2 separate regions of the Mus musculus genome follow, and region 1 is linked to region 2. The links are chromatin loops, found by intact Hi-C in ENCODE. Cell type or tissue: left cerebral cortex. All regions are shown on one strand. Each heading gives the region's core, and the rest is flanking DNA. Links, peaks and the distances in the headings are about the cores only.

What was found. Hi-C counts contacts between places; a loop is a spot of excess contacts. Peaks named below come from ENCODE experiments on the same cell type or tissue, not always from the same donor. Only the 100,000 strongest peaks of a DNase experiment are listed, where the experiment ranks them.
Region 1: it touches region 2 in a loop (7-fold over the local background); 2 of 42 quality-filtered maps call a loop at or near these places.

What each region holds. Positions count from the first base shown.
Region 1 is chr17:22,667,865-22,679,322 of GRCm38, reverse strand. Gm9805 (predicted gene 9805) reads right to left here and starts at 4,956. Exons shown (of 5, transcript NM_001377043.1): 1 at 4,799-4,956. In left cerebral cortex, for the core only: no CTCF peak of the experiment used is centred there; a DNase peak (open chromatin) is centred at 4,940; H3K4me3 peaks cover 294 bases.
Region 2 is chr17:22,856,939-22,868,396 of GRCm38, reverse strand. It overlaps Zfp945 (zinc finger protein 945), which reads left to right and starts at 1,263. Exons shown (of 5, transcript NM_001110254.1): 1 at 1,263-1,416; 2 at 3,061-3,150; 3 at 6,836-6,891; 4 at 11,021-11,147. The coding sequence starts at 3,114. In left cerebral cortex, for the core only: no CTCF peak of the experiment used is centred there; no DNase peak of the experiment used is centred there.

The DNA of each region.
Region 1 (11,458 bases), core at 3,863-6,362, 190 kb after region 2:
GCAATCTTATTTTCTGGGTAACAGAAGGTTTTCTGGTGTAATCTAAGGCTAGCTGTACAGAAAGGAGAAAAGAAAAAAAAATCACGGCCTATACTGGGAACCTGGCCAAACGCCAATAATAAGGAATATCATAGGCCTTAGAAGGGAACCCATTACTGACACTTGCTACATGTTCTAAAGTCTCCGTTCACACCTATACCCTGATGCTGCTTTCAGTCCGGATCAAACAAATTTTAGTTTTAATGGGCAACAGTCATTTCAGAGACTCCAAACTAACCAAGTACTGAGAATAGCTGACTTCTTACAGTACAACCTATAACTGGAAATCCAAAATTACCACATATGATATTATTCTCAGTGAAATTTTATAGAATCAAGAACTAAAGAGGAACTGGCAAAAAACAATTGCATGTCCTCTTTGTACTGTCACTTGAGACCTACCCCACCCTTTGCTCAATCCTTGGCTACAGTCTCCTCTCTTCATCCTCCAAGGCTCTTAGTTCTCATTCACAGGTGAGCAGATCTGGCTGAGCAGTGGGAGACCTGCATGTGGGAAGGAGATTCTTCAGAAAGCACCTGGAACACTTCAGGGAACAAAAATGAAAGATGCTCACACTTGACAAAAGAATAAAAATGAAGGATAGAGAAAAATACCATAATAAATGTCTCTTTTTCTCTGAGGATTTCACTTTACTCTATGAGATGTTTGATTCATTCACAGAGAGTTCACGCACATGCATAGTTGTTTTCCCAGGAACTCTGAAGAAGAGCAAGGAAGACAAAAAAAAAGAAAAAGTTTCTGACACAGAATCCAGACTGTTGCACTTCTCCAAAAGGTTTCTGAAAAAAGCTCTGACTGCTGGGTCTAAGAATTCCCACTCCTACAAGAAATCCACAGTCACAAAACTCAATGTCAACAAATTATGAAATAAAAACACAGCAGTCTGGTCACAAGTGCATGGATACAGTGCTTTTCTTGAACCAAATACATTTTTCTGATGTAAGTGAACAATCATAATTATTCAAAACTGCCTTTTAATTTTGTTAACATATAGTAAGTTTTCTAGCTATAAAAAAATAGCTTGGCCAGATATTATCCTCTCACAGCATGTATACTGGGCTGGCCAAGACCTTATTAGGTCTCAAAGAAACTCCAGATAAATGGCTTACTCTAGTGCCCATTAATATATCTGATACATTATTTCTCCTACAGAGAAGTGAGCCAATTCAAGCCAGATTAGAATATAGTAAAGGCAGGTTTATTGGGAAGCTGGTCTTGGGCAAGTTCACTGGGACAAAGGATTGAGGCCATGAGAGTGCCCAATGCGAGGTGGGGGGGGGGAGTAAAAGGAGGGACACAGAGAGAAAAGAGAAGAGAAAGAGAGAAAGGGGGCGGAGATTGAACTAAATGTCTGGATTATGTAGGGAAAAGTCTCTGGGGGAAGAGCAACCAAGCTCAAGGGCTGGAAAGTTTGGGGCTGGGGGAGGGGGGAGGGGGGAGAGGAGGAGATGGAGGCAAGGGTTACCAGGTAGGGATTGAAAGATGCTGAAGAACCTGAAGGTCAGGTCTGCTTTGATATGTAAAATATTCACCTCAGTATATTTTCATGGGGTGCAAAATCAAATAATATCAAAGAGTACATCTTTGGCTATGTGCTTTCTTGGCTCCTACTTCTTCTCTTGCCTCTCCTCTTCCCTTCTCCTCCTTTCTCTCACAATCCACCTCCAAGTCCCCTCTCTATTCATGGCCAGATTCACGCTGGACCCTTCCTTTCTGATTCAACCAAAACTACACTGGTTCCTTAGAGATTACTATTGTCTACAAAGTTGAGGATCCCTATTTCCCAGGCCAAAGGGAATTCTCTTGAATAGTCAAATGGTGGTTCAGGGAAGTAAGAATGCATGGATGAAGTTGAATTTGAGCTTTGTAATTGCTGTAGCCAAGAGTGCCCCTTGTGCAAACTACACATACTGCAAATGACCTATGAGACAATGGAACAAATGGAAACCATATGATAAATGGAACAAATCACGATAAGCCCAAGTTCAATAGGATCTCCAACTTACCAACAATGATATATAGCCACAACAGAATTTTAAGAGAGGCGTCCATCCTTAAAAGCAGCTGCTGAAAAACACACCCCCTGCTCCTCTTCCACCCCTTTCTCAGCCTCTCAGCTCCTCTGACACAGGAGGTTCCAGGGCCCCTGGGCTTTGGTTCCTGCCTCTGCTCTGCTGACAGGTGACTCTTGTCTATGGTTAGGGAATGCAAGGCTCCCTCGGGTAGTGAAGGGATTGGTGGATTGTCCTGTCACTCTGACCTAGATCTTTGGAGCAGCTCTCCTAGAACTGCCCATCACAGCCAGGTTCCAGAAATATCAAAGCTCTAAACTCTTTCAGGCCAGGACATTCACTTCCTTAATCACCTTCACAGAGTCCATCTAGCTACTTTCTTTCCCCTTCACCCTCCTGGTGCTGATAATATTTCCACCCCCACTAGTCCTTCCCACTCAGAATCAGGCAGGCTGCCATATAGCCTCAGGCTGTTTGGACCTGCTGTGTACAGCCTCCTTACAAAATCATACTGACATTTTGAAATATAGAGAATTTCTTCTGTATATTCATAAAATGAGAAACAAAAGAGAATTTTAATAATTATGAGAGAAGGATAAACCCAAAGGGTGATTTCAAAATATATTAAAATTACGGCAGGGCAAAACATTGACAGCTGACAGGAAGACAGATGAAAGCAGATATTAATGGAAAGGAAATGTAGACTGAGTTTAATACTATGCAGAGATATTAAACAAATCTTTTCAAAAACCTGCTGGAATAATTTTAGGAAATGGAGAAATTAAGCATCCAAAGTAAAACAACTTAAAGGACCTAAGTGTGCCAAAACTGTAAGAGCAGGAAGAACCAAGAGGCATCAATTGTTCTGATCAAACATTACATTAGAGTTACAACAATGAAAATATTTAATATTGGTAAGAAGATATGATCAGTGATGTGAATGGGAGGGGGACAACATCCTCACATACAAACCAATTAAATTACATTTGCCTCTGTGTATCTATTCATACACAGAGTCCTCTAATACCTACACTGGGAATATTCTGACATTAGTCTCAGTACAGTTATTTAGAAACAACTGAAATGAAATACAATCTGTGGAAACCAATTCCATGTCCTCTTCCCACTGTCAGTTGAGCCTGCCCACGCCCAAGGCTTCCTCATTCTCTCTAACATGCCTGGATCCTTTGCTACACCTTCTTCTCTTCACCACCCAGGGCTCTTGGTTCAGACTCACAGGTGAGCAGGCCAGCCTGAGGAGTGGGACACCTGCATATGGCAAAGAGTCTTCAGAAAGCACCCAGAAATTTCCGTGCAACAAAAATATATGACGCCTCCAAACAGATAAATATGAGGAAGAGAGAAAATATCACAACTAAAACTGTCTCCTTTCCTGTAAGGATTTGAATGTACTCTGTAAGATGTGAGACTCACTCACACAGAGCTCAGACACAAGCAGAGTCATTCTCCCAGGAATCCTGGGGAGGAGCTGGGGAGACTGCAAGAAAACCATTGTCACCCACAGAAACCAGACTGTTGCACTTGTCCAAAGGGAGATCTCTGCAAAAAGCCCTGTCAGCAGGGTCTAGGCATTCCCAACTCCTCCTACGAGAAGTCCATGATCACAGCACTGTATGTTAACATACCATGAAATTAAAAACAAAACAACCAACCAAGCAACCAACCAACCAACCAAACAAACAAAACAAAACAAAAAACTGTTTGGCTATATGTGTAAGGGCAGAGGGCTTTTCTTCAAGCAATGAGCCAATTTGTGGTAAAGGTGATTATAATTATTTTAAACATCCTTTGTAAAACTTTATTTTAATCTACTGTGGGTTTTCTAATTCTACAAATAGTGTGGTCTGATACACTCACTTGGCAGTACTGTGTTTGTGTGGACCTAAGTATAGCATAAATACTCAGCATATGAAGACACGTTTCTGAATGTTTTACTTCCATCCTAAATTGCATACAACTCTGATTAAAAATTCATAGCCACTAAAAAGTCTGCCTATAAATGTTAATGTTTACATCAATAACTGTTACGCTAGATAAAGTACATTTTCTGGTTAAATAAAATCTATAGGCCGGGCGTGGTGACGCACAACTTTAATCCCAGTACTTGGGAGGCAGAGGCAAGTCAGTTTCTGAGTTCGAGGCCAGCCTGGTCTACAGAGTGAGTTCCAAGTCTACACAGAGAAACCCCTGTCTCAAAATAAAATAAAATAAAATAAAATAAAATAAAATAAAATAAAATAAAATAAAATAAAATAAAATAAACTCTGTAGTTTCCTCATATAATTATTATATACAAAAGTATGTCTGTGGATTCCTCTTAACCAAGACCAAAGGCAATTTTGTTGAATAAGCAATTAGTAAAAGAAGGGAATTAGAAGACATGAATGAATTAACGTTCCAGGAGATTTGCATACAAAGGCAAACAGCAGATAATGCAACTGCTCTACCAGATTTTTTTTTTTTTTACCAGTTATTTTATGACTGAATGTTCCGGAAGTGTAGGATAAATGGGGGGTGGGACGACAAAAAAATAACAAAACAAAAACCACAAAACACGATAAACCCCAGTTTTTAGGATTCCAACTTCCCGACAATGGTAGGATATCCACAACAGAATTGTGAGAGCACGTCCTTAAGAGCAGCTGGGGAAAACACCCGCCCTGTACCGATCCCGCCCGTTTCCCAGCCCCGCAACTCCTCTGACCTGGGAGGTTCCAGGGTCCCCGGGCTTATATTCCTGCAGCTGTGCTGCTGATGGCTCTCTCTCCCAGGGCCACAACCAGGGAACTGCATCTGAGGTGACTTTTCCGATCCAGAGAGAACTAGTACCTGTAGTTAGGGTTTAGGGACCACTCACTGAGCAAGAGGAATGGTGGATTTTCCTGTCACTCTGGCCTGGACCGTTGGAGCCCCTCTCCTAGACCCGCCCACCACAGCCCGGGTCCGGCCACGTGGTTCCCCTTTCCAGGCGTATTCTCTTTCTTAATTATTTTTGTACTATCCACTCACCCTTTTGTTTTTTTGTTTGTTTGTTTGTTTGGTTTTTGTTTTTGTTTTCTGCTGCCACTCTCTTGATCTGGTCCCTTATCTTATCCTCAACCTGCTCCAGGGAATTGGGTCCTTCCCACTCAGTCTCAGGCTGCCTGCCATACACCACCACCTGCCGGGCTGCCCTGGACCTGCTCTGCACAGCCTCCCCCCCCCCCCCCCCCCCCCCAAGCTTTCTGCCAGCCAGGCCAGAACTGAATCTGGTAAGATGTTCTACCCTGATGTGTGATAGTGAGCTCTTAAACCCTCAAATAATCGATAGGCAGCCTCACTTCTTATATTTGGAATACAAGCCTCCTGGGCTGAAAACACAACCAACAGCCTGAGTTCCGACTTCTTTTGTTCCATTTTAAATACATAACGCTAAAAATAAGTAAAAAAGGCTAGCTCCCTCCCAAAACCTGTCTCAAAACATACATAAAACACAAGAAGGACTAATGTTAATGTAGACTTAAAAAAAAATCGGGGGGGGGGGTGGAACTGAGAATGGTAAGAGGGGAGCTGTGCAAGCTCTCTGGGGAGCTCCAGGGACAAAGGTCACTCTGTAGAAAGAGCAAGCAGTAGATCAAGGCAGGTGGAAAGCATGGATAAAGTTAAATTCCAGGGACCTTGTTGTGTCTACAATAGCAAAGAAAGTAGATAATGCCAATGCTTTCCAAGAATATTTCTCTGTAGCCTAAAAACTATAATATGATTGGAAAGATCAGCACAAGACCCAGTTTGTGTAAGTGAAAATATAGTGATAGCACAACAGAATTTTGATAGCCAAGAAAAATAAAATGCTGTCATGAGTTTTTAATAGGTAAAATTCCAGGCATGGGGAATTCATGTTCAGGATCAGGATGGTAAAGAAAATGGGCATAGAAATGCATGAATTTTTAAGAAAAGGGGCATTAGTGCCTGGCACATCACATTATCACTCTTGTCTGTAATATATAAGCTGAAATTTGGCTAAGGAATGCATTGAATGTGTAGATTCCTTTTGGTGGGATAGCCAGTTTTACAATGTTAATCTTCCTGATCCATGAGCAGGGGAGATCATTTTACATTCTAATATCTTCAATTTTTTCTTCAAAGACTTGCTATTATTCAAGTCTTTGACTTGCTTCTGCAGTGTTGGGCAAAATATTTAATCCCAATCGTGATTCCTACCTGGCCTCTAATTCGTCAGTTCCCAGATAAAAGGCATATACAATTTTTATAATAAGCATGTATCAACACTAGAGCTGGGAAGATATCTGTCCTATATGCTGTGATAATGTCTATTTCACAGCTATTAATCCCATTTTATTTTGCCATGTTTCCTCTTGGATGCTTTTAACTCCAATTAGCCAGCCAATATACCCACTATTCTAAGACTTCTAATACCCATGATGGCTTCCTCAGCCTCCACCTTCTTTTTTTTTAACCATGGTTCTTCTTTGATTCCCCTCCCCACCCACCAAGCCTATCTCTCTTCTGCCCAGCTATTGGCTTAGGCACCTTTATTCTCCAGTCAGGGATAACTTGGGAGCAAGGTTTCAGAGCTTCCCTTGGGTAACTGCAGACTCTCTGATCCATAGAGGCAATGAGGTCTGGGCCGACTATTTAGCATTATAATATAAACAAAACACTAAACCTCAACAGCATGAAGTTAATACCAACATACTTTATATTTTTGAAGCTATTGTGATATGATTTTTCTGATTTATTCCCTTAGTCTGTTTTTCATGTATAGTAAGTCTATTGATTTTTGTGCATTAATTTTGTACTCAGCTATTTTGGGGAAAGGGCTTGTGGGTTATATAATTTCCCTGATAGAAAATTTTATGTCACATGTACATTATCATTTCATTTAGAAATAAGGGTATTTTGACTTCTTCCTTTCCAATGTAATTTGTAACTTCTTAATATCTTAATATCGTCTTACTGCTCTAGAAAACACTTCAATTATTTTATTAAATAGATATGGAGAGAGTGGATGTCCTCAGTTTGTTCCTAATTTTAGTGGAATTGCTTTGAGTTTCTTTCCATTTAACTTGATCATCGATCTAGGCTTGATGTAAGCTGCCTGTATTGTGTTTAGGTATTTCCCTCATATCATTTATCTGTACAGGACTTTTACAGAGAAGGAATGCCCAATTTTGTCAAAGGCCATTTCTGCAGGTAGTGAGATGACCATGTCTTTTTTTTTTCCAGATTGTAGTATAGTGAGTTATATTTATTAATTTTTTATACTTTTAAATTTTTTATTAGATATTTCTTTACTCACATTGCAAATTTTATCCCTTTCCACATTTCCACTCTGAACCCACCCCCCCCCCCCAACCCATTCCCCCCATTGCTCACTGACCCACCCAATCCCACTTCCCTGTCCTGGCATTCCCTACATTGGGGCCTCAGGCCTTCACAAGAAGGGCCTCTCCTCTTGCTGATGATCCCAAAAGGCCATCCTCTGCTACATATGCAACTGGAGACATGGGTCCCTCCATGTGTATCCTTTGGTTGGTGGTTTAGTCTCTGGGAGTTCTAGAGGAAAAGGTTGGTTCATATTGTTCCTCCTACAGAACTACAAAACCCTTCAGCTCCTTGTGTCCTTTCTCTAGCTTCTCCACTGGGGACCCTGTGCTCAATCCAATGGATGGCTGTGAACACCCACTTCTGTATTTGTCAGAGCCTCTCAGGAGAGAGCTATATTAGGCTCCTGTCAGTAAGCTCTTGTTGACATCCACAATAGTGTCTGGGTTTGGTAAGGATATATGGGATGGATCCCCAGGTGGGACAGTCACTGGATGGCCTTTCTTTCAGTCTTTGCTCCAAATTTTGTCTCTGTATTTCCATCAATGAGTATTTTGTTCCCACTTCTAAGAAGGACTGAAGTATCCAAATTGTGGTATTCTTTCTTCATGAACTTCATGTGGTCTGTTAATTGTATCTTGGGTATTCCGAACTTCTGGGCTAATATCCACTCATCAGTGAGTACATACCATGTGTGTTCTTTTATTATTGGTTTACCTCAGTCAGAATGATATTTTCTAGTTCCATCCATTTGCCTAATAACTCCATGAATCATTGTTTTTAATAGCTGAGTAGTACTCCGTTGTGTAAATGTACCACATTTTCTGTATCCATTCCTCTGTTGAAGGACATCTGGGTTCTTTCCAACTTCTGGATATTATAAGTAAGGCTGCTATGAACAGAGTGGAGCATGTGTTCTTATTACATGTTGAAGCATCTTCTAGGTATATGCCCAGGAGTGGTTTAGCTGGGTCCTCAGGTAAAACTATGTCCAATTTTCTTTTTTTTTTTTTTCTGGCTGGGTGTTAAAGAAAAATGTCTTTTATTTTATTCAGTTATTTTATTTTGTGCTTATGTGCAGAATGTTTTGCCTGTATGCATTTATGTGCTCCACATGCATTCCTGGTGTCTTTGGAGGCCATAAGAGCTGAAAGGATCCCCTGGGACTGGAGTCTTAGATGATTGTGAACTGTGAGATGCCATGTGGGTGACTGGATTGAACCCAAGTCCTCTGGAAGAGTAGACAGTGCTCTTAACAGCTGAGCCACCTCGCTCCCCCACATCAGACTTCAAATCTTTTGAAAAATGTGTTGTTCTTACACTAATCTATGCAAAGAGACCTATTCAACCAGATAGTAAGAGTCTCAAGGGCAGAGACTGTATCTTTTCTATTAATTAATTCAATTAATTAACCATCCATCTATCTACTTGACTATTCTTTTTTTAAATTAGGTATTTTCTTTATTTACATTTCAAATGTTATCCCTTTCCTAGTTTCCCCTCCAAAACCCCCTCTCCCCTCCCCCTCCCTCTGCTCCTTAACACACCCACTCCCATTTTTTGGCCCTGGCATTCCCCTATATTGGGGCATAGAACCTTCACAGGACCAAGGGCCTCTCTTCCCATTGATGACCAACTAGGCCATCCTCTGCTACATATGCAGCTGGAGCCATGAGTCCCACCATGTGTTTTCTTTGGTTGGTGGTTTAGTCCCATGGGAGCTTTGGGTGTACTGGTTAGTTCATATTGTTGTTCCTCCTATGGGGCTGCAAACCCCTTCAACTCCTTGCGTACTTTCTCTAGCTCCTTCATTATGGACCCTGTGCTCTGTTCAATGGTTGGCTGTGAGCATCCACTTCTCTATTTGTCAGGCACTGGCAGAGCCTCTCAGGAGACAGCTTTATCAGGCTCCTGTCAGCAAGCTCTTGCTGGCATCTGCAATAGTGTCTGGGTTTGGTGGTTGTTTATGGGATGGATCCCCAGGTGAGGAAGTCTCTGGATGGTCATTCCTTTAGTCTCTGCTCTGGTATTGTTCCCCCTTCTAAGAAGGATCAAATTATCCACACTTTGGTCTTCCTTCTTGTTGAGTTTCATGTGTTTTTCGAATTGTATCTTGGCTATTCTGAGCTTCTGGGCTAAAATCCACTTATCACTGAGTGCATATCACGTGTGTTCTTTTATGATTGGGTTACCACACTTAGGATGATATCCTCCAGATCCATCCATTTGTCTAAAAGTTTCATAAATTCATTGTTTTTAATAGTTGAGTAGTACTCCAGTGTGCAAATGTACCACATTTTCTGTATCCATTTCTCTGTGAGGGACAACTGGTTCTTTCCAGTTTCTGGCTGTTATAAATAAGGCTGCTATGAACATAGTGGATCATGTGTCCTTATTACAAGTTAGAGCATCTTCTGGGTATATGCCCAGGAGAGGTATTGCAGGATCTTCTGGTAATACTATGTCCAATTTTCTGAGGAACTGCCAAACTGATTTCCAGAGTGGTTGTACTAGCTTGCAATCTCACTAGCAATGGAGGAGTGTTCCTCTTTCTTCATATCCTTGCCAGCATCTGCTGTCACCTGAGTTTTTGATCTTATCCACTGTGACCGGTGTGAGGTGGAATCTCAGGGTTGTTTTGATTTGCATTTCCCTCATGACTAAGGAAGTTGAACATTTTTTTTATTCTTTTTTTTTTAATTAGGATTTTCCTCGTTTACATTTTCAATGCTATCCCAAAGGTCCCCCATACCCACCCCCCCCAATCCCCTACCCCCCACTCCCACTTTTTGGCCCTGGCGTCCCTTGTACTGGGGCATATAAAGTTTGCAAGTCCAATGGGCCTCTCTTTGCAGTGATGGCCGACTAGGTCATCTTTTGATACATATGCAGCTAAAGACAAGAGCTCCCGGGTACTGGTTAGTTCATATTGTTGTTCCACCTATAGGGTTGCAGTTCCCTTTAGCTCCTTGGGTAATTTCTCTAGCTCCTCCGTTGGGGGCCGTGTGACCCATCCAATAGCTGACTGTGATCATCCACTTCTGTGTTTGCTAGGCCCCGGCATAGTCTCACAAGAGAGAGCTATATCTGGATCCTTTCAGCAAAATCTTGCTAGTGTATGCAATGGTGTCAGCATTTGGAAGCTGATTATGGGATGGATCCCTGCATATGGCAATCACTAGATGGTCCATCCTTTCGTCACAGCTCCAAATTTTATCTCTGTAACTCCTTCCATGGGTGTTTTGTTCCCATTTCTAAGAAAGGGTAAAGTGTCCACACTTTGGTCTTCGTTCTTCTTGAATTTCATACGTTTGGCAAGTTGTATCTTATATCTTGGGTATCCTAAGTTTCTGGGCTAATATCCACTTATCAGTGAGTACATATTGTGCTAGTTCCTTTGTGATTGGGTTACTTCACTCAGGATGGTACCCTCCAGGTCCATCAATTTGCCTAGGAATTTCATAAATTCATTTTTTTAATAGCTGAGTAGTATTCCATTGTATAAATGTACCACATTTTCTGTATCCATTCCTCTGTTGAGGGGCATCTGGGTTCTTTCCAGCTTCTGGCTATTATAAACAAGGCTGCTATGAACATAGTGGAGCATGTGTTCTTCTTACCGGTTGGGACATCTTCTGGATATATGCCCAGGAGAGGTATTGCGGGATCCTCCGGTAGTACTATGTCCAATTTTCTGAGGAACCGCCAGACTTATTTCCAGAGTGGTTGTACAAGCTTGCAATCCCACCAACAATGGAGGAGTGTTCCCCTTTCTCCACATCCTCGCCAGCATCTGCTGTCACCTGGGTTTTTGATCTTAGCCATTCTGACTGGAGTGAATTGGAATCTCAGTGTTGTTTTGATTTGCATTTCCCTGATGATTAAGGATGTTGAACATTTTTTCAGGTGTTTCTCTGCCATTCGCTATTCCTCAGATGAGAATTCTTTGTTCAGCTGATCCCCATTTTTTAATGGGGTTATTTGATTTTCTGGAGTCCACCTTCTTGAGTTATTTATATATATTGGATATTAGTCCCCT
Region 2 (11,458 bases), core at 4,656-7,155:
GTATATGGGCACAATCATAAACAAGTCAGTTACATCATGCCATCTATAGCTCTGGGAATATTAAGGAAGAGGAAGGAGAAAGAAGTAAGGAGAAAAGATGAGATGGCCATAACATGTCATTCTCCAGATTCCATACAACTATTGTAGTCAGTGACTCAGAGCACCTGTATTTACCTGCACTGACCTCACTCAAGACTAACCCTAGCTACAATCAGTCTCCAAAGAGGAGAGGGTCACAGGACCCCACCCTGACTGTGGCAATAAGTCAGTTTTAGGAGAAGGGGAAATCACTGTGCTTAGTTGTGTCTCATCTGCTGAGACCAGCAGGTTCCAAAACATAGTTCCAAAACCAGTGTCTCACAGATGATCCTGATTAATCATGATGGGTCACAAAACAAAATGAATCGAAATGAATATGAGAAAGAGAGAGAGAGAGAGAGTGAGAGAGAGAGAGAGAGAGAAGGAGATTAGTTGGAAGTATGGGCCAGAATTGTAGGGAGTGGGGAATTACAGTGTGCACTACTTATTAAATTCAGTTTGCATATTCTATATTGTCACTACTTCCTTCAGGCATTTGCTATTGTTTTGTTGCCCACAACCATTTTGTTCCTATTTTGAGTTTATTAACATACTTTACAAACTTTGACCTTCTTGAACATGACTCTGGTTTTCAGTTCTGTATATTGGATATTTAAGCTCCTTTCCTTAGGGGATACAGATATGATTAGTGTTTAGAGGCAACAACGTTCAATTTTTGTTTTATTTTGTTTTGGGAAAAGGATCTGAGTGAGCATCAGAATTTACTCCTCTGTGTGTGTGTGTGTGTGTGTGTGTGTGTGTGTGCTGGTATTCCAAGGAGGGGAAGTTAGAATAACATATCTGATGGGATCAGAACCCATGTTGGAGGTCAGATACTGGGTGCATCATCCTATTTGATCCAATTCTGGTCAAGCCTGGCAACAAGTATAGGGGATGATGAGAGCAAAGAGCAAGTCCAGGTCTGGCAGCTGGAGCTGTGTGGCAGGCTGCCCAAAACTGAGTGGGAGGAGCTGTTCCTGATGGGTGGACACCCCTGTCTGAGCAGATGATTTAGGGGGGTGGGGGTGGGGCAAAACAAAACCAGCTGGGAAGTAAAGTAAATTAAAGTAAAACAGGCCTATAGTAAGCGGGTTTAAAGGAATCGCATAACCGGAAGTGGGCTATGTTGGGCGGGTACAGGAGGAGCTTCTCTAAGAAAACAAGCGTGAGTGACAGGAAATTCCACCTTTCCCTGAAGAACTCAGGGAGCCGCACGGTCTGGAAGTGGGGTTGGAAGAACCCGGCCGTGTATTAGGGTACCCGAAAACTTCCTTAAGACTCAGGTGCCTCTGGGAGCATTTTGGAAGCGTCAGCAGCCCGGCAGCGGGAACCTCCCAGGTCAGAGGGGCTGGGGGGCTGGGAAAAGGGTGGGAGCGGAGAAGCAGGGGTGTGTTTTCCTCCGCGGCTCTTAAGGACGCCGCTTTCATAATTCTGCCATGGTTATCTTAGCGTTGTCGGGAAGTTTGAGATCCTATGAACTGGGGGTTTATCGTGATGTTTTCGTTTATCTTATGGTTGCCAGAATATTTTCCGAAAATAATCTCGTAGAGCATTTGCAGAATCTGCAGTTCGCACGCAGAGCTCTCTTTGCTCCAGCAGTTACAAAGCTCCTCGAATTCAAATTCACTCATGCTTTCTTAACACCCCTGTTCCACCATTTCCTATTCAAGAGAGTGGCCATTGGCCCGGAGAATGGGCATCCTCGGAGAGTTTTGCAGATATTAGTCATCTGAAGAACCAGTTGAGATTTGATTGAGTCAGAAAATATACATGACTAAGCACCATAGTTAGAGCTGTGAACTTTAAATATTACTGGGCAAAGCTTTACTCCCCGTTTTGCTTTGGTTTTGGTTTTGGTTTCCATCTTAGATGTGCACACTCTGTGATGTAAATACTGCAGTCAGAAATGTGTCTTTATATGTTGAGTTACAACTGAAAACTGAGGACGTGACTGCTCTAAGGTATGGTTGAGGAGAAAATTTATTGTAAGTTATGTTAATCCTGAGATTTGCCTGAGACAAATCAGTACCACCATTTGGGCAAGTATTATTAAATATTAAATACTGACCAAGCTATGGACTTTGGCCTCATGCTACAGGAGTTTATAAAGACAAACCTGCATACATTCCCATGAGAGTTTGTTACTTTTCCAAGAACTACAACTCCCAGCATTTTAGGAAGTTATTTGGTTCTTGGGTAGGTAGTGCTTACATGTTAATTTTGGGCTTCACAGTATGAGAGAACAGAGGTATCTGGAAGGGTCCAAACTTAACCTGGCCGTGACTTGGGGGGTTGAAAGGGGGAGTTAGGGAATAGGAGGCTCCCAAGAGAGGAAACAGGTGCCAAGGAAACAGTTATCCAAAGATGTCCACTATGATATATTAATAGGCACCTCAGTTAGCCATTTTTCCTAAGCTCCTTTGATATCTAACAAGGCCAGACCAGCATGCATGCTGTGGAAGGGCAATGTCAAGCCACCTTATTGTTATAGATAGAAAACTCACTCTAAATTAAATAAAATTAGAAAGCCCTTTTTGAATAATTATGATTGCTCACTTACATCAGAAACGTGTCTCCTTAGTTCAAGAAAAGCACATGTGGCCAAACTGTTCATTATTTCATGGTCTGTTGATATTGAATTCTGTGACTATGGACTTCTTACCTAGACCCTGCAGTCAGGGCTTTTTTTCAGAGACCTCCTTTTGGAAAAGTGCATCAGTTTGGATTCTGTGAGTCACAGTAGTTTTCTTGGAGTCTTCCTTGGGGTTCCTGGGAAAAGGACTCTTCGGCATATGTGTGAACTGTGTGTGAATGAGTCTCACACCTCATAGAACAGAGTAAAATCCTCAGAGAAAAGAGACATTTTTTCATGTTATTTTCTCTTTCCTTCATGTTTATCCTCTTGGGAGGTGTCAGCATCTTTCATTTTTGTGGCATGAAAAGTTCCAGGTGCTTTCTGAAGACTCTCTTCTCCACATGCAGGTCCCCACTGCTCAGCCAGATCTGCTCACCAGTGAATCAACTAAGAACCCTGGATGGTGAAGAGAGAGGAGACTATAGTAAAGAATCCAGGTATGTTAGAGGAACTGAACAAGGGGTGAGGTGGGCCTTAAGTGACAATAAAAAGAGAATGTGACATTGGTTTTTCCAGATTCTATTTCATTAAGCATTCAGGAAATTTTCATTGAGAATAATATTAGATGTTTTAAAATGGATTTTTCCTTATAGGTTGTACAGTGAACAGTTTTTTTCAGTATTTAATTAGCTATGGATCTCTGAATTAACTGTTGCCCATTAACAAGTTTCTCTGACATAGACTGAAAGCAGCACCAAGCTATCTATGTGACCAAGCTATTTGAACATGTAGCAAATGTCAGAAGTGAATTTTCTTCTAGGGCCTGAGGTTTCCACTATAACCCATGTATTTCACACACATACACTCCATCCCCCATATGGAGTTGGCCTCAGATTGAACCAGAAAGCCTTCTGTACCCACAAGTTATCTTAGCACTATGGTACCAGTGGACATGGCCTTGCATGGCAGATTGAGATTGGAGCACACAGGATCTATAGCTGGGTATGGACATTGATACCTCTGTCCCCAGCCCCAGTCTGCAGAGCAGTTTTTGACACCATGAATGCAACCACCAGGCTGTCCAAGACATTTGTAGACAGTGTGAATAGTCTAATCTGAGGTGTTTGTTTGTTTTGTTTTTTTCTCTCAAGAAGGTCGACTTTTTTCTGCCTATCTTATATTGTCCTCTTTAAGCATGTCTCCGACCTTGAATTGTGTACTGAGTATGCTCTGAGTTAGTTCTGATTAGAGCACAGTAATTCCACTTGTCCTTTGTTTTATACTCTTTGCATTAGCTGTGCCTCTGTTCCTGACGTATGTTTCATCTGTTCTCACATTCTTGAGGGCTTTTATATTCAGCAAATGTCGCATTATTACAGAGCTTTCATGTGTCTCTTGACATAGTCATTTTTCTTTTCTCACTGACTTTACATCTTTAGAGTCTGACATTGATTAGTTCGTAGGTGTTAAAATAGTCTTGCATTCTTGATGCGAACTCACCTTTGCTTCCATTTCTGTGTAATATAGAGACCATGTCTATGTAGATCCTAAAAGCTGGTCTGTCTTTTTTTTTTTTTTTTGCATACAGTGGTTTGAGCTCCTCCGCTTTGGGCATTGAAGTAAAGCCAGCTTTGTATGATGACTTTCTAGTGTTCCTCTTCTTTGTGTTTTAGGTAATAATCTCCTTTAGGCAGATCTCCTAAGGTTTGCTTTAGGAAAGGAGAATTCCGTATAGTCCCGTCCTCAGATGCTGTTAGAGAAAACTCCCTGCTTCAGTATCAGCACCTGCTTGATGCGGGTTCTAGTTATATGATGTAGGAGGTTGATTTATTCACTTGTTTCTAGGAACTCATCATTTCTTCTTCAATTCTGATTCATTCATGTATGACTTTCCATAGCCCTGCATAAGGTAACACTGACATCCCCACATATGTTGTGTCATGTGGATTATATTAGTACAAATTTTCTAGAGATACTGCTTGATATAGTGCACAAGCCATCCATTTGAAAGCATTAATTAATGTCTCTTCTAATTACTTTGTTCTCTTCTTATCTTTCGGAGGTGGAAGGCTACCCTACTCCATGTTTTTCCTTTCCCTGTAGCTATGTTTTATATAGGTAGAGAATTTCAAGAGAGGTTTTATTAGACAGACTTCCAGTTATTTCTTTAAAATATTATTTAAGTGTGGGAGTATACATCTGCATTTTTTATGTGCACTGTATTTATTTATGAAGCCCATTGAGCCCTGATATAGTTATTAAACCCATGGCACAGGAGACACACACAATCATAAGTTGCCTTGTGTGTAGAGAGAATTAGATTATTTCTATTCAGAAACAGTGAGTACCCTTTTGCCCTAGAGAGATTACTCCAGCCCCTACATTTAAATTTCTGGTGCTCTTTCACAATGGAGCCAGAATTTAACACTGAGTTCTATTTTATTGAAAAATGAAGGAAGAGTCATCAATGATATTTACCTATGCAACCTAAAATCATGTTAGATGATTGAGCTCAAAAGGTGAAGAAAAAATTAGAGCTTGAAATCAAAAGATTCAGATTTCCAATTGAGCAATAATATTCATAATTAATGAAGAGTTAGTATAATTCCTACACAACTTAGTACATTTGTTTCAATCATAGAAACTCTCCTTCATCTGAATGCATTGTCATATATGCATTTATTTAGATAGATATTTCTAACTATTTTGTAGTGAAATCTCATGGAATTACTGAAATTTTTATCTATCTGTAGTGGCTCTGTCACCTTTTAGAAAACTTAGATAATATTAATGCTAACTTTTCTGTTTACTTCATGGTTGTTAGATATTGTTATAAAATGATGGCATAATGTATTTCATTCTATGTGTTGTTTGTCATGTTCTATGTATGCACTGATGTTATACTCCTTACTGTTTCAAGGAAAAAAAAAAAAACAAGGCTGACAGCTGTAGAATTTGGAAGCACAGTTTTAATCACTGTAATTTACCATCTGAGATGTGACACTGGTATCCTATTTGAGATCAACATAGAGTTCTTAGATGTACATTCCTGCATCTAGAACTCAAGTGTTTACCTTATATTCCCTGAACCTTTGCTGATTATGAGACTATCATATCATCCTGCTTTAGAGAGAAAAGAAGATGCAATATATAACTATTTTTAAAAAGATAAATTTTATTAAAATTATATTTTCCTTTTATTTATGTGTGTTAGTATATTTGCCTAAATATATGCATGTGTGCTATGTAGTCCTCATGCCTGTAGAGTTCAGAGTAGAGGACTGGATCCCATGGAACTAGACTTAAAATCTGTTGTGTAGCTGGGAATGGAGGTGCACACGCACTGAGGAGGCTGAGGCAGTTGGATCTCTGAGCTCCATGCCAGCTTGATCCAAAAAAACCTCTGGCTTGCATGCACTCTTCATTTCAGACTCTACCTCCTTTTTTCTAGAAAAGGTACAGCATTGTATCTAGGCCTCAGGAGCTCAACTGAGCATATTAGAATAGTTAAGCAGTGAGACCTAACTGCAGACAGTTGAACAGGATTTTAGGTGATCAATATTCTCACACAAAGATGTGCGTGTAACTTAGAAAACAGGTTCACATGGATTGGATGAATAAATTTGAAAGATACATTTTTACCTCGGTATGAATGTAAAGCCTTTGTAGGTGATGATGTTCCTGTAACTTGATATTATGACAATTATTTTGACAAAAAAATACCATGGTATTTGGCAAATAAAGGATCTGTTTCTTATTCAAGACAACAGGGCACACATGGAAAAGAAATGTACTATATCTACAAGGTAAAATGAAATTTTATGAAATGTGACTGAAAAATCAGATACTGTTTTCTAGTATGATGACTAATGAAATTACGTTTTAACCTAGGTACCCACCAGCCATTTGGCTATGACTCCAGTCCCTGCAAGAGAAGCTTCCAGTAATAACTCAGAGTAATAGTGTTTCGCGCCACATATGCGTGTTCTATATTATCCTGGTGGCAGCTGAGGTTAGAAAAAAAAAAAAAACCCTCAAGTTGTAGTCAAGTTTTCTGTTATCATTTTGGTTCTTGCATCTATGCTTGGCATTGTTTGTAGAAGAGTTACATTAATTTTAGCTTTGTAGTTTTGGCACCTTGATAAGAAATTTTAAGAATTCCTATGTTTGTTCCTGAGACAGAAACTTGGAAAAGAGCAATAAGAAGAATGACAGCTTCTTTGGTAAATGCTCCCCAGGTCAGTGTCCTATTCACCTTTCTTTGAAAGTCATTTTTATTATTGAACTCATTCAAGACTTTAATTCTTTACATCTGGTAATGTTATCTAAAGTGTATTTTCAATGATTTATTCTCCCTTTTTCCTGATAGTCAAAATTATGTCTTTAGATCTTTCACTTATATAGCACAGCCTTTTCCCATTGTATTTAAGCTGGATTTTATACTGTGAGGACATAAATTTCCATGGACTTTAGACCTGGAATTCTGAAAATTGTCTATTCTAAATGATGCTCAAAGAATATATTGATGGGGATTTCTACATATGATACACTTGTATCCTTGTATATTGTTGAGGAAGGAAAGTCTCTTGTGCCACATAAATTTCTTTTCAGGAATGGTCATGTTTCTAGAAATAGGTTTATGAATGATGCACAAATATATAGACATCATTGAACAATATATGGAAGAGTAGAATTATAAGTATGACGATCTGTCTTTAATCCTAATAGTAAACATTGCAGCTCCCTAGAGGAACAGATGATGGAAGGAATATTTTGATTACTCTTCCATAACATTGATTTATCTGTGAGGTGATGAAGGTTGCAGTATTATGGTGTCTTTCTTAGGCATCTTATGCTTGTTACACAGTGATCATGGGTGGGTTGATGCTAGAAATCTATTTATTTCAAGAAAGGTCCTGCTCTATGCTCAATGGTAAGTTTTAATTTTTTTATTTCTTTAATATTTTTTATTACGTATTTTCCTCAATTACATTTCCAATGCTATCCCAAAAGTCCCCCACATCCTTCCCCCCACTTCCCTACCCACCCATTCCCATTTTTCGGCCCTGGCGTTCCCCTGTACTGGGGCATATACAGTTTGCGTGTCGAATGGGCCTCTCTTTCCAGTGATGGCCGACTAGGCCATCTTTTGATACATATGCAGCTAGAGTCAAGAGCTCCGGGGTACTGGTTAGTTCATAATGTTGCGCCTACAGGGTTGCAGATCTCTTTAGCTCCTTGGATACTTTCTCTAGCTCCTCCATTGGGGGCCCTGTGATCCATCCAATAGCTGACTGTGAGCATCCACTTCTGTGTTTGCTAGGCCCCAGCCTAGTCTCACAAGAGACAGCTATATCACGGTCCTTGCAGCAAACGCTTGCTAGTGTATGCAATGGTGTCATCGTTTGGAGGCTAATTATGGGATGGATCCCTGGATATGGCAGTCTATAGATGATCCATCCTTTTGTCTCAGCTCCAAACTTTGTCTCTAACTCCTTCCTTGGGTGATTGTTTCCAATTCTAAGAAGGGGCAAAGTGTCCACACTTTGGTCTTCGTTCTTCTTCAGTTTCATGTGTTTTGCAAATTGTATCTTATATCTCAAGTATACTAAGTTTCTGGGCTAATATCCACTTATCAGTGAGTACATATCATTTGAGTTCTTTTGTGATTGTGTTACCTCACTCAGGATGATGCCCTCCAGGTCCAACCATTTGCCTAGGAATTTCATAAATTCATTCTTTTTAATAGCTGAGTAGTACTCCATTGTGTAAATGTACCACATTTTTTGTATCCATTCCTCTGTTGAGGGGCATCTGGGTTCTTTCCAGCTTCTGGCTATTATAAACAAGGCTGCTATGAACATAGTGGAGCATGTGTCCTTCTTACCGGTTGGGACATCTTCTGGATATATGCCCAGGAGAGGTATTGCAGGATCCTCCGGTAGTACTATGTCCAATTTTCTGAGGAACCGCCAAACTGATATCCAGAGTGGTTGTACAAGCTTGCAATCCCACCAACAATGTAGGAGTGTTCCTCTTTCTCTACATCCTCGCCAGCATCTGCTGTCACCTCAATTTTTGATCTTAGCCATTCTGACTGGTGTGAGATGGAATCTCAGGGTTGTTTTGATTTGCATTTCTCTGATGATTAAGGACAGATGATTATTTTCTCTATTTAACTTTATTTCATTTTTTAGATTTGGCATAAGCACTATTGTCTCCAACTTTACATCATGTGGACTCTATTAGTAAAAATCGTCTAGAGAGTATTGCTGTGCATACGCCATCAATTTTCAACCATAAATAGATGTTCTTCTTAATTTATTCTCTTAATTTCTTTAAGAGGAAGAATACTCACTTCACCTGTATTTTTCCTCTTTTAGAATCTATATATTATATAGGGGAAAATTCAAAGCAATATAATGAGGTTTCTATTTTCCTTTATAATAATATTTTATTTAAGTATAAGACTGTTCATCTGTATTTTTTATGTATACTGCATGAGCTATTATACCCCTAGGTCCCTGTATTCAGCACCAAACCACTGGAGCTGAAGTCAAGCATTGTAGTGACTTGCCATGTGTGTAGAAAGAATTGAATCAGGATTCTATGGAGAAATAGTAAGATCCTTTGCCTCTAAGTCATTTCTCCAGGCTGTAGTTTTACATTCCAATGCACATTTGTCACAGAGGTACTATATAACTTTGTGTGGTCTAGTTTTTGAAAAGCAAAGGAAGAATTATAGTTAATATTTATCTATGTAACTGACAATTATGTTAGACAAATGAGCTCAAATACTGAAGGAAAGAAAATAAAGTTGAATTGGAAGTGTCTTAGTCAGGGTTTCTATTCCTGCACAAACATCATGACCAAGAAGCAGTTGGAGAGGAAAGGGTTTATTCGGCTTACACTTCCATACTGCTGTTCGTCACCAAAGGAAGTCAGGACTGGAACTCAAGCAGATCAGGAAGCAGGAGCTGATGCAGAGGCCATGGAGGGATGTTCCTTACTGGTTTGCGTCCTCTGCCTTGCTCAGCCTGCTCTCTTATAGAACCAAGACTACCAGCCCAGGGATGGTCCCACCCACAAGGGGACCTCCCCCCTTGATCACTAATTGAGAAAATGCCTTACAGTTGGATCTCATGGAGGCATTTCCTCAACTGAAGCTCCTTTCTCTGTGATAACTCCAGCTGTGTCAAGTTGACACAAAACCAGCCAGTACAGGAAGATTCAAATTTCAATTCAGTCAATCTCATGAGCAAAAAAAAAATGTATTAAAAATTCATACAAGATTCTCAGTTTAAAACTTAATTTGATCAAAAATAGCTTATCTACATCTATTGTCACATATACCATTTATTTACAGATAATAGCTAATAATTCTGTAGTGAAAGATCATGGAACTTATGAAATTGTTAATATCTGTATTTTTTATGTCATCGTTTAGAAAAATGTGAATGATTTCACTGTTGTCTAGTGCTGATTTTTCTATTTATGTTGTAGTTGTGATATATTCCCAGAAAATAAATTCGTAAAGTAGTTGACTGAATGTGTTGTTTGGAATATTGGATATGTATCCTGATGTTACATTCTCTACTGCTTAAAAAGAAAACTCTGACTTAATTCACCAAACATTCTGCATTCCATATTCAGTCTTTTTTTGTTCTTGAAAGGTTGTAGCATTGTGCCTAGGCCTCAAGATGTCAACAGAGCATTTTAGAATAGAGTCAGGTGAGATCCAGCTGCAAACAGTATTGTTCTAGTGTCCATATTTGACCAAAATTGACACTGGTAGAATTTGGAAACATAGTTTTTCTCACCATAACTTTACCATTTATGACATTAATAACTGACATAATAATGCTGTTTGATATCAGCATATACTTCATAAAGGTACATTCTTGCATCTAGACCTCAAATGTGTTTCTTATATTCCCTAAACATTTGCTGACTTTAAGGCTATCATGCCCTTCCTGTTTTCAATGAGATAGAAAAATACAATAAAGACTATGAGTATTTTAAAAACTATCTTTTATTGCATATAAATTGTAATTTAATTTAATGTATTTCAGCATATATGTCCAAATATGTGCATGTATGTTATGATGGCCTCCAGCCTGTAGAGTTCAGAAAAGAGGACTGGATCACATGGAATGTGAACAATAATAAATCATTCCATATATTGTCTATAGAAGAGTAGCAATGTTTAAGTTCTGACATATCTGCAGGATTTCTAGAAAAGGTTTGTTCTTAAATGCTTGCCATGACTCATCGATATCACAAAATATCTTGTTCTTTATATCTTTTTTACCTAGAAAAGCATTTTTGTCTAGCACCACATGGTAAATAGGTAATTTTTTATTATAGGAACTGTTAACATTCAAGGAAGTGGCTGTTGACTTCTCACAGGAGGAATGGGAATGTCTTGACTGTGCTCAGAGGGCATTGTACATGGATGTGATGCTAGAGAATTACAACAATCTACTCTTTGTGGGTAAGAATACTCTTCCTGTAGAATTCCAATTTCATCCTTTGAATTTACCTACTTTGTGATAATGTAAACTCTCTGAAATGTCTAGAGACTCCCAGAATAAGAGAAATTCTACTTACCAACATAACTTTTTCATGGTGTTTCCTTTACATTTCTCTCCATTCTCTGGAAGAGTAACCAGTAGTATGTTCTTTGTAATCTGTTATCTAGCTTTTAATCAAAACTTCAAAATTCAAAGAAAATTGAATGTTCAATGCATAGAAATATATTACTATATACATAATAATGGAACTATTTTAAACTTACTATTACGT